Regions from separate parts of the Mus musculus genome. Here region 2 is linked to region 1. The links are chromatin loops, found by intact Hi-C in ENCODE. Cell type or tissue: left cerebral cortex. All regions are shown on one strand. Each heading gives the region's core, and the rest is flanking DNA. Links, peaks and the distances in the headings are about the cores only. Region 1 overlaps Zfp277 (zinc finger protein 277). Region 2 has its middle 20 kb from the start of Gm40403.

Region 1 (4,397 bases), core at 252-4,251:
ATTAAGCAAATATTTTTGATTGGTGGCCCATGCCACGGATTTTAAATGTTTTAAGGTATAAAGTTTCTATCCTGTCTGCTGCCCACTGTAGATTCATCCTTTGAGGACAAGCAGTGATATTCAGTTAGAGACAACATTCCTAGAGTTATTTAAAATTCTGGGAGGGGATTTTGGACTGACATAATGACTGGAGAATGCCACCAGGCCTGCCTCAGTCCTCCAGCTTTTTCATTGTATGTAATGAGGGGTCCTACCCATACTTAGAAAAGGATTACAAGTGCTATAGAACAATGAAGGATGAAAGTTCTCATGCTGAAATTCCCTGTTCTTCCCCCTCTCAATATAAGTACATTAAAATCGAAGCCTGATGATTTGGAAAGACTAAAGGCATATTATCAGCCACTTCCTATGTTGGGTAGAGAGATCTGTGTTGGAAGTCCCTGCTCTCATGTGCACTTTTTGTGTGTTTTAACTTAGTCATATAGTGTTAAACAGAAATTCTCTTCAAGAAGTGAGTTTAGCATTTGCTTAAAGATTGGCTCTGGGAACTTGCCAAGGTTTTCTACAAATGTTTTACAACCAGCAAAGGCACCCTCTGAGTCCTTCCATCTTCTCTTCAAGTCATTCAGTCATGACTTCCTAGAGCCAGTGCTGCTTCAGGGCCCAGCCCCCTCCAACAGGGAGTGGATGCCAGCACTGGTATGCAGCTGCTGTAGCGAACCATGAAAGCAATTTACTAGTTCTCCTTCCGGGGCCCTTTAAACTAATATGCACGAGCTGTGAACTAGCAGAACACTGTATAGCTGGAGTCTCTACCTTGGAGGGAGACTTCAAAGGATCCACACACCCGTGTTCTGCTAGCATATTAGGAAAGTGTGATACTTCAATCCCTGAGCATCAAGTAGTGTGCCTGGCTGTCAAGCTGAAATTATTTATGAGTGCCACCTGTCCCTATGGGGAACATGATAGGTTGTACTAACCACAGATTTGCTGTAGCACTTCATGGCTCAGGAGAATATAATGGTCTTAGTAAATATGAAATGAAAATAAAATCACAACCTGAGGATGCTGTTGACATAAACCCCATTTTTAAAATAACAGCAACTGACAGAGATCTTTCTGTGGACCAGGCATTGTCGCAGGTATTTGTGTACTGAATCATTTAACCACGTTCCCAGGACACAGGCATTAGTATGAAAGCCTTCTTTATAGATATGGAGACTGGAGCCTAGTGAGGTTTAGTAATTTCCACAAGTCTACAGAGCCAGGGTAAACTAGCTATCTACAGCATCTGTTTTATTCATTCACACGGTTGAGATAATGGTGGTACCTCCATTGTATTCTTTAGCTGAGTTTTTTAACAACTGTTGATTTTTTGATGGCCTATTCTCTTCTACAGAAAGTATAACCGGTTTTAATCTGCAAGAATGTAATGATTTCCAAATAGTTAATAAATATGAAAATTATTCCAAAAAATAAGATGTATGCTGATGTACTAGCATTCTTAAAAATGATGCAGACACCTTTGAAAGGGACAGAAGAAAGGAATAAAGTCCCTGAGATATATGATGACCCTGAACTAAAGAATTGTGTACAGACACCTCAGCATTAACAACATCCCAGGGTGCTTAAAGAGTCTGTTAATAACTAAAAAGCATAATGCGTAGGATATGCATGTAAGAGACTATTCCAAATAGTAGTAATACATCACTGAAGAAAAGAATTAGAGCTGGCAGCTTCTCAGCATCATTATAGTCCTAATTTAGACATGTTAATGAGCAGTATTTAATGTGAAGAACAAGTCATTAACGTGAAGAATAAATTCTCTAAAATTTTGCCTAAGTGATAACTAATGATAAAAACTTACTTTTTAAAAATAAAAGCAAGCTGGGCGTGGTGGGACATGCATTTAATCTCAGCACTCGGGAGGCAGAGGCAAGCAGATTTCTGAGTTCGAGGCCAGCCTGGTCTACAAAGTGAGTTCCAGGACAGCCACGGCTACACAGAGAAGCCCCATCTTGAAAAAACAAACAAACAAACAAGCAAGCAAATAAATAAATAAATAAATAAATAAATAAATAGAAGCAAAAGAGTGAGAGACATCCGTGGCTCATTCCTCATGGGGACGCAGGCAAGTGACAAAGCCGTAATGGTCGTCTGCGCTATGTTCCCTTCTGTCTCTTTTGTGCAGTCCATGCACGTTGCAGCACCTTCCAGACAGCAGAAGATTAGAACAGAAGACGAGCAGGGCGGATTGTCAGAACTCTACTCAGAGTTTAGAGGCTGGAGTGGGAGGCTGCTGTGAGCACATTCAATGAGAATCTTGTCCCAAATCAGCATGCCACCTCCTCTGTGGACTCTGTCAGTAGTAACTCGGCCACCCACCAGGGAGCTTCCTGCTGCATTTCAAACCCTTCTAGCATCTCCAGAACCTCCAGGACACTCTGGCAAGATGCACTCCGGCAGGCACCAAAGGTGAGAGGATAAGGGACCAAGAGGCTGTTATCAGCTTCCCTCTGACCTGAGCAAGTTGGCTGGTGCTTTGCTTCCTCTTAGGTGAGATAGTTTCCATCTCTAATAACTTATAGTCTTTTGAATATAACAGACTTACAAGCACATTGGAATGTAACAGACTTACAAACACATCGAACTCCTTTGCAGTCTGGATCATCTACCCAAAATCTTGCTTTATTTCCTCATCAACAAGAACCAAGAGTTCAGCTACTCTAGCCTCAGGTATAAGGAACTGCTTAACCTCGCTGGGCTCCAGCCACATGTCCCTAAGGCACTCATGATTCAAGCCCAGACTTAATGAAGGAAACTGTTTCCTTTATCATTTGGTCTGCTTTGTTTTGTTTCATTTTCTTTTATTTTTATTTTATATTGTTTTGTCCTAAACTATACAAAGCCATGTAGATGTAGGCTCCTAGACTAAGGAGTTGGTATAGTCCTGTAAATCCTTCACATTTAAAGAAGTGTCTCTAGAAAGTACATGACAGAGTTCAGATTAACTGTCTCTAACGACAGTATGGTGGGTCTCAGCATGTCTGAGCTTATGCTTCGTTTGGTTGATTCATAATGACAGTTTCAAAGCCTCTCATTAAGCTGCTAAACAACAGATATTCTTGCTCCCGCTAAAGCATAATGGCGCTCATAGTTCTCTGTATTAGCTAAATGAATGCCTTTATTTTAGGGAGAGGCATGGCCATAACTGAGAAAATCCTGCTTCCAGGCTTCCAGAAGAAAGACAGTGAGTGAGAAGGATAGTTGTGCTTAAGCCAGCCAGGCTGGGCTTGACCCGATCTGTGTCAGCTCCTTGAAAAGTTCAGTGGTAGCCCTCTATCGGCTTTGGTATACTGTCTGCGTGAGCAGAGTTGAGTGAGAGAAGAAAGGTCAGAAAGAGAAAAAAAAGTTCAAAGGAAAAAGTGAAAACTGACTGGACCAGAATAAAGCACCCTAATCGTCCCTGTGGCATTTTCCCGACACTGTGACTTGCCAAACCAAAGTCCCTAAAAGTGGAACTTAGGCACTAACTGTAAACGATAAAAGGTTTGAACAGATATTGAATACCTATTCATACCCAGCGTGTGCTTTATAGACATTGTTTAATTACCTCACAAAAATCTTTCTGAAATAAGATCTAAATTGACCTCAATTTTTATATTTTTAAAGTTACATTAAAAAAAAAAAAAAAGAAACTTCGCAGTATCTACTATGGACAGAGTCGGCAAATGTAACCAGGAACAAAGGCCAAGTATCCTTGGACATTCAAGGGGAGGACATGGATAGCAAAGGAAGGGCAAGCACATAGGAAGCACATGCGTGTCTGTAGCTCCTGCAGGAACATAAACTGTCTTGGCATAGGAGTGCTGTTGTCTTTCACTTTTCGTTGTTTGAGCTCTGTCCATTTATATACTAACTTTAGTCACTTTCCCGTCTTTCTCTTCCTGGAACTTTACTTCCTGCCAAGTCTCTCTGCACTATATTTTTATGTCTTCCTTTTGTGAATGGCGAATGACTTAAGAGTTTCTTGACTGAGCATAGGTGGGAGATCATCTATTGGAGCTAGAGCAACTTATTAGTGGCTACAATTACAGCTTCTTCAACAACACTTAATTGTATCAGTAGGCTTGGAGCCTCATATTGTGGCTATCATAGCAGATAACCACAGCACAGTAAGGTCACAGATACAATGGCTGGGCCATGCCCAGGGACATCTTCTTCTTTGGAAGAGTTTTCTTTAAACAGACCAGTCAGTGGAGGACTGAGTTGTGTGTTCAAGCAGAGACCAGAGTGACCACACAGAGATGCAACAGGAAGACCAGCCTGGCTGGGACATCCTGAGGGAGAAAGGGGCATCAGGATATAAGAATCCAGAAGAGGCCTGGGAGGGCATG
Region 2 (4,397 bases), core at 260-4,259, 58 kb after region 1:
CTCCCTCATACCAAGGTACGTCCCTTCATTTCACCAAGCCTCTTGCCCTTCTGGCACACCCTTGCTTTGAAGCTCTCACTGTTTTCTTTCACTTTGCTTTGAAAATCCAACAAAGTTTTAGTTTTAAAGAAATCTTAGACTATTGGGAATGAACATACACACACTTTTATTTATTTATTTATTTATTTATTTATTTATGAGTCAGGATTTCTTTGTGCGGGCCTAGCTATGCTGAAACCAGTTCTGTAGACCAGACTGGCCTTGAACTCAGATCTGCCTACCTTTGCCTCCCAAGTGCTGGAATTAAAGGTGTGTACCACCACTGCCCAGTGACTGAAGCACTGTTACCATCAACATTTAAAGAGTTCTCACATTCCACCACATCTGTATACTGCCTGTGTTACTTACTTAACATGCACACGCACATGCACACACACACAAACATGTATATAATTTTTTAGGTTTGCTTTTCCTATTTACTTGCCAAAAAACTGCCATCAGTGTGACCAAGCAGTTTCTGTGTAGTATTTTTATTTAAAACACATTAAAATTAGGTGTTTGCAAGCTGGCAAGATGTTTCAGAAAGGAGAAGTGCTGGCCACACAAGCAGGACAGCCTGAGTTTGACCCCCTGAATCCCCAGTGGAAGAAGAGAACTGACTCCTGAAAGTTGTCCTCTGCGCCGCCCATAATAAAGAAATAAACAAATACAAAAATTAAATTAAAATTAGGGAGTGGAGAGATGGCTCCATTTGTAACGTGCTGGCCATGAAGCACAAGGACCTGACTTGGGATCTCCACTATTCGTGTAGAAAGCCAAGCTGGCAACACTCACCTGTAATCCCAGTGCCCAGTAGAGACAAGAGAGTTCCTGAGATTTGCCAACCATGTAATGTATTTGAACCAGTAAGCTCCAGGCTCGGAGAGACCCCTTGTCTCAAAAAATAAGATAGCATTTGAAGAAACACCATGTTGAACCCTGGGCTCTATAAGCATATGCGCAGATGTGAATGTATACATATGTACTTGTATACACGTGAATGTGTACCTGCACACATGTGAATATACATAAAAGTATTTAAATTAACAAAATCCAGCAAAAATCTAATTTTTTCCACTGAAAATCATATCACAGACTAGTTGGATCCCATGAACTTGACCTGGTGCCTTCACTTTGCAGATTAGGAAGCTGAGAACAAGAAAGGGTGAAGATCATATTTCCAGTTGAGAGTAGAGCTTCTACGTTGGCTTGCAGGCCAACAGGGAACTTTGGCCTAGTGCTCTCTACTGAGCCTAAGACCAGCACTTCCAAACACTTGTTTCCACGTTTCTCAAGATTTCCTGGCAACATAGCAGGCTCAGTCCTACATGGAACTCTCAAGAGCTGTTCTTCCTCTTAGCTTCCTCTTCCTGCTGCTGTGCAGGCTCCAAGCACTGCTAATCCTTGGACTCCCACCTTCAGTTGTTGAAGAGTTTGTTTCATTCCCTAATGAGCTGAGCTGTCAGAGGCAAGGTTGCTCTGTTGAAAGTAAGTGCCAGTCCCTCTACCACCTTGAAGCACTCTTAGTGTCTTCTATGTTCATGTTTGGGGCAATCTTGCTTACTGTCTCTCCTGTCTGGGTTTTTTTTTTTTTCCCCTACATGGTTTGTAAACCTTTGTTTTTAAAAAGAGATTTATTTATTTTTATTTTATGTATTTTGCCATCATATGTATAAATGAACCACGGGCAACATTATCCATTATCCAGTGAGAAGAGGGCGTGTGACTCCCTAGAACTACAGTCACAGATGATTATGAGCTGCTGTTGTGTGTGTGCTGAGAACCAAACCACGGACCTCTGCAAGAGCAGCCCGTGATCTCTTAACCACTGGGCAATCTCTCCAGCCCCAACTTCTTTTTAAAAGGAAGGTATTTCAGTAAACTGGACCCTACACAGCCTGCCTTCAAACCGTGGCATGCGATGTCTCTGTAACTGACTGAGTGAGAGAACAAGTCAAGCAAATGAGTTGTCTATGATTAACAGGGGCAGCATAAGGATTTGTGGGTTTAAAGGGCCCTGTTAATATTTATGTTGCAATTAAAAAAAAAAACACTTAATGTAAATTTCCTTCCTGTTTCGTGTCTCAAAGGTAATGGTACTCCAGAGTCAGCTGAGCTGCACTCCAGTTGTGTGTATAAGACATTCTCTATTCACAACAGCTGTGAAAATCCAGCTGTGTTTATTATTGGTCATAGATGGCATATAACGGAGGCATAATTTGTTAACCAAACAGTCTGTCTGAAGGAGAAACAAGAGGGTAATAACGCCATCAATTATTCTTTCAGGCCACTGACGCCTCCACATCCAGCTTTTAACTCCTGTATGTCTACTCTTAAGATGGCAAAAGTGTAAATCTGTAATATTGATGTTTTGGACATTGTTTAAAAGTGGTCAGGCTAGAATCCTGGGATTGTGTCTCGACTGCTTTTGTTTTATACAGGCTGGAATGTCTGTCACTTTGGACACTTAATGTGTTAGACTATTCAAGGTCAAGTTTTAATCTTCCTCAGTTGTCTTCTTGGCATCTGGGATGAGGAGAGGATGGGGGTTGATCCAGATATCATCTTTTCACAAATACCTCAGGTGACTTGAATGTAGTCTGGCCACAGACTACTTGGAGTACCCACACACAGTAAGATGGTTCACTCTTTTGATTGCCTGAGACATGCGTAGTGGATGCTTAATACATGTTCACTGAATAATGACATTGACTATGTGACTTTGTGTGTGAGTGTGAGTTGGTATGAACAGGTGATGTAAGCATTCCTGAAAAGGGCACCTTAGTATTGTACTTTGACACAATTCTGCAGTTTCTCTTTTCTGCTGTCTTGGTATATGATGTGAGACCTGCCTTACTGTTATTTTAGCATTAGTACACCTACTTACTTTGCAAAATCTAGTTACAAGAGTGATATGTACTCACTCACACAATTTGAAAACTTGGGATCAAAGACTCAAAGATGGAAGAAAGTGACCTTTAAGCCGTCCCCCAGAGACCCACTATTAACGTTGGCACGGGGTTCCATTCAATCACATGTAGCAGCCTTGCATGTTTAAATTAATAACATTACCACTCTCATTGCTCCATTTTTGGAAGTTTCCATAGGTTATGAAGGGGAATGGCATGTTTAAGGAGCAGAATTGCCTAAGTGGAGAGAGTTGTAAGAAAAAGCTGCAAGAAGGAGTAAAAGAAGAAGCTGTTGCGTGAACCCGACTTGGTGTCCGTGTCGTTCTTGTCTCTGCGGGTGGCAGGAGTCTGGCAGTACTCATTAAGCCAAGTTTCTAGTTGACATTTTATTTTTCTCATTAAGGCTCTTGGATAAGCAGCAAAAACTAACTTTCACCAACCGTGGCAAAAGGAGGCTCTCTAGGCAGGAGCTAGGAGGCAATGCTCATGGACTAATGGGAGATCAGGGACCTCCAATGCCAGTGGACACCACAAGAAGGCCACCCACAACAACTTATGTCCCTTGATGGTCCTCTCGGCTCAAGAATTCAAACCCTGGGAGACAGTAGTTATCATCGTCATGTTCTTGAACTTGACTACACAGTGTGCTCGGACTGTGTTGCAGCTCATGCAAGTGAAGTAGAGCAGACCATCCAGCAATCCCTCCTATACGTCTCTCTCCTTGGATAAGCCAGTTGGTGTGTGGGCCCCTTCCTAAGTTTGGGAACAACAGAAAGGACCAGTCTGGCAAGGTCTAGGGAGTGGTTTGATGAGCGCTTTGCTATGAGATATGCTGAATTTGAAATGTCTCGATGCTTCAAAATGTGTATGCTAGGCCTCTGGGTGCCCAGGTCCAAGTCACACTCTCTGCTTCAGCCTACAGACTCTCCCTATCCCCTGACCTGGGCCTTGGGAGGCTAGAGGAGGAAGTATGGTGGGTATCTATTTCCCTGGCTTCCTCCCTACAGGGCCGATGAGGGCCACTGAATCCTTCAGCCAGGTCGGATCATTTGTTTTCTCTCTGTGTCCTTTCCTTCCCTCTGTCCCATTCTTAAGTTCTGACTAGGCTTTTGCTTGTCCTGGAATTCTACCCAAACCCATATAATTTCCCTATGCTCTGTCCACCCCTCCTATTTGAATCTGAATGTATCACTAGTTTCTACCAGGGTCCTGGAAAACTGCTGCATTCCGAGCAGAAGCTCACTCGGGCCCTGTGCTTCCTGGGTCAGCTGCTTACAGGGGTAGCAGATGCTAAACGAGATGGTGAGTTTCTTCATAAGAATGCCACAAGATGAGGGGATTGAAACTGTTAGGAAACTCACTTGCCTTCTAGTAGAACAGAGATGGGCAAAAAGGATTCAGTGAAAGAAAGAGAGAGAGGAAGAGAGAGGGAGTTAGATCGTCAGTGAG

Evidence for each region. Hi-C counts contacts between places; a loop is a spot of excess contacts. Peaks named below come from ENCODE experiments on the same cell type or tissue, not always from the same donor. Only the 100,000 strongest peaks of a DNase experiment are listed, where the experiment ranks them.
Region 2: a loop joins it to region 1, with 2.1 times the contacts of the local background. A loop is called at or near these places in 2 of 42 quality-filtered maps.

Annotation. Positions count from the first base shown.
Region 1 is chr12:40,323,754-40,328,150 of GRCm38, reverse strand. The region is part of intron 7 of Zfp277 (zinc finger protein 277); the gene reads left to right. Among named protein-coding and RNA genes, the nearest start is that of Gm40403, 78 kb to the right of the region's middle. In left cerebral cortex, for the core only: no CTCF peak of the experiment used is centred there; a DNase peak (open chromatin) is centred at 2,325.
Region 2 is chr12:40,265,452-40,269,848 of GRCm38, reverse strand. No RefSeq gene overlaps it. Among named protein-coding and RNA genes, the nearest start is that of Gm40403, 20 kb to the right of the region's middle. In left cerebral cortex, for the core only: no CTCF peak of the experiment used is centred there; no DNase peak of the experiment used is centred there.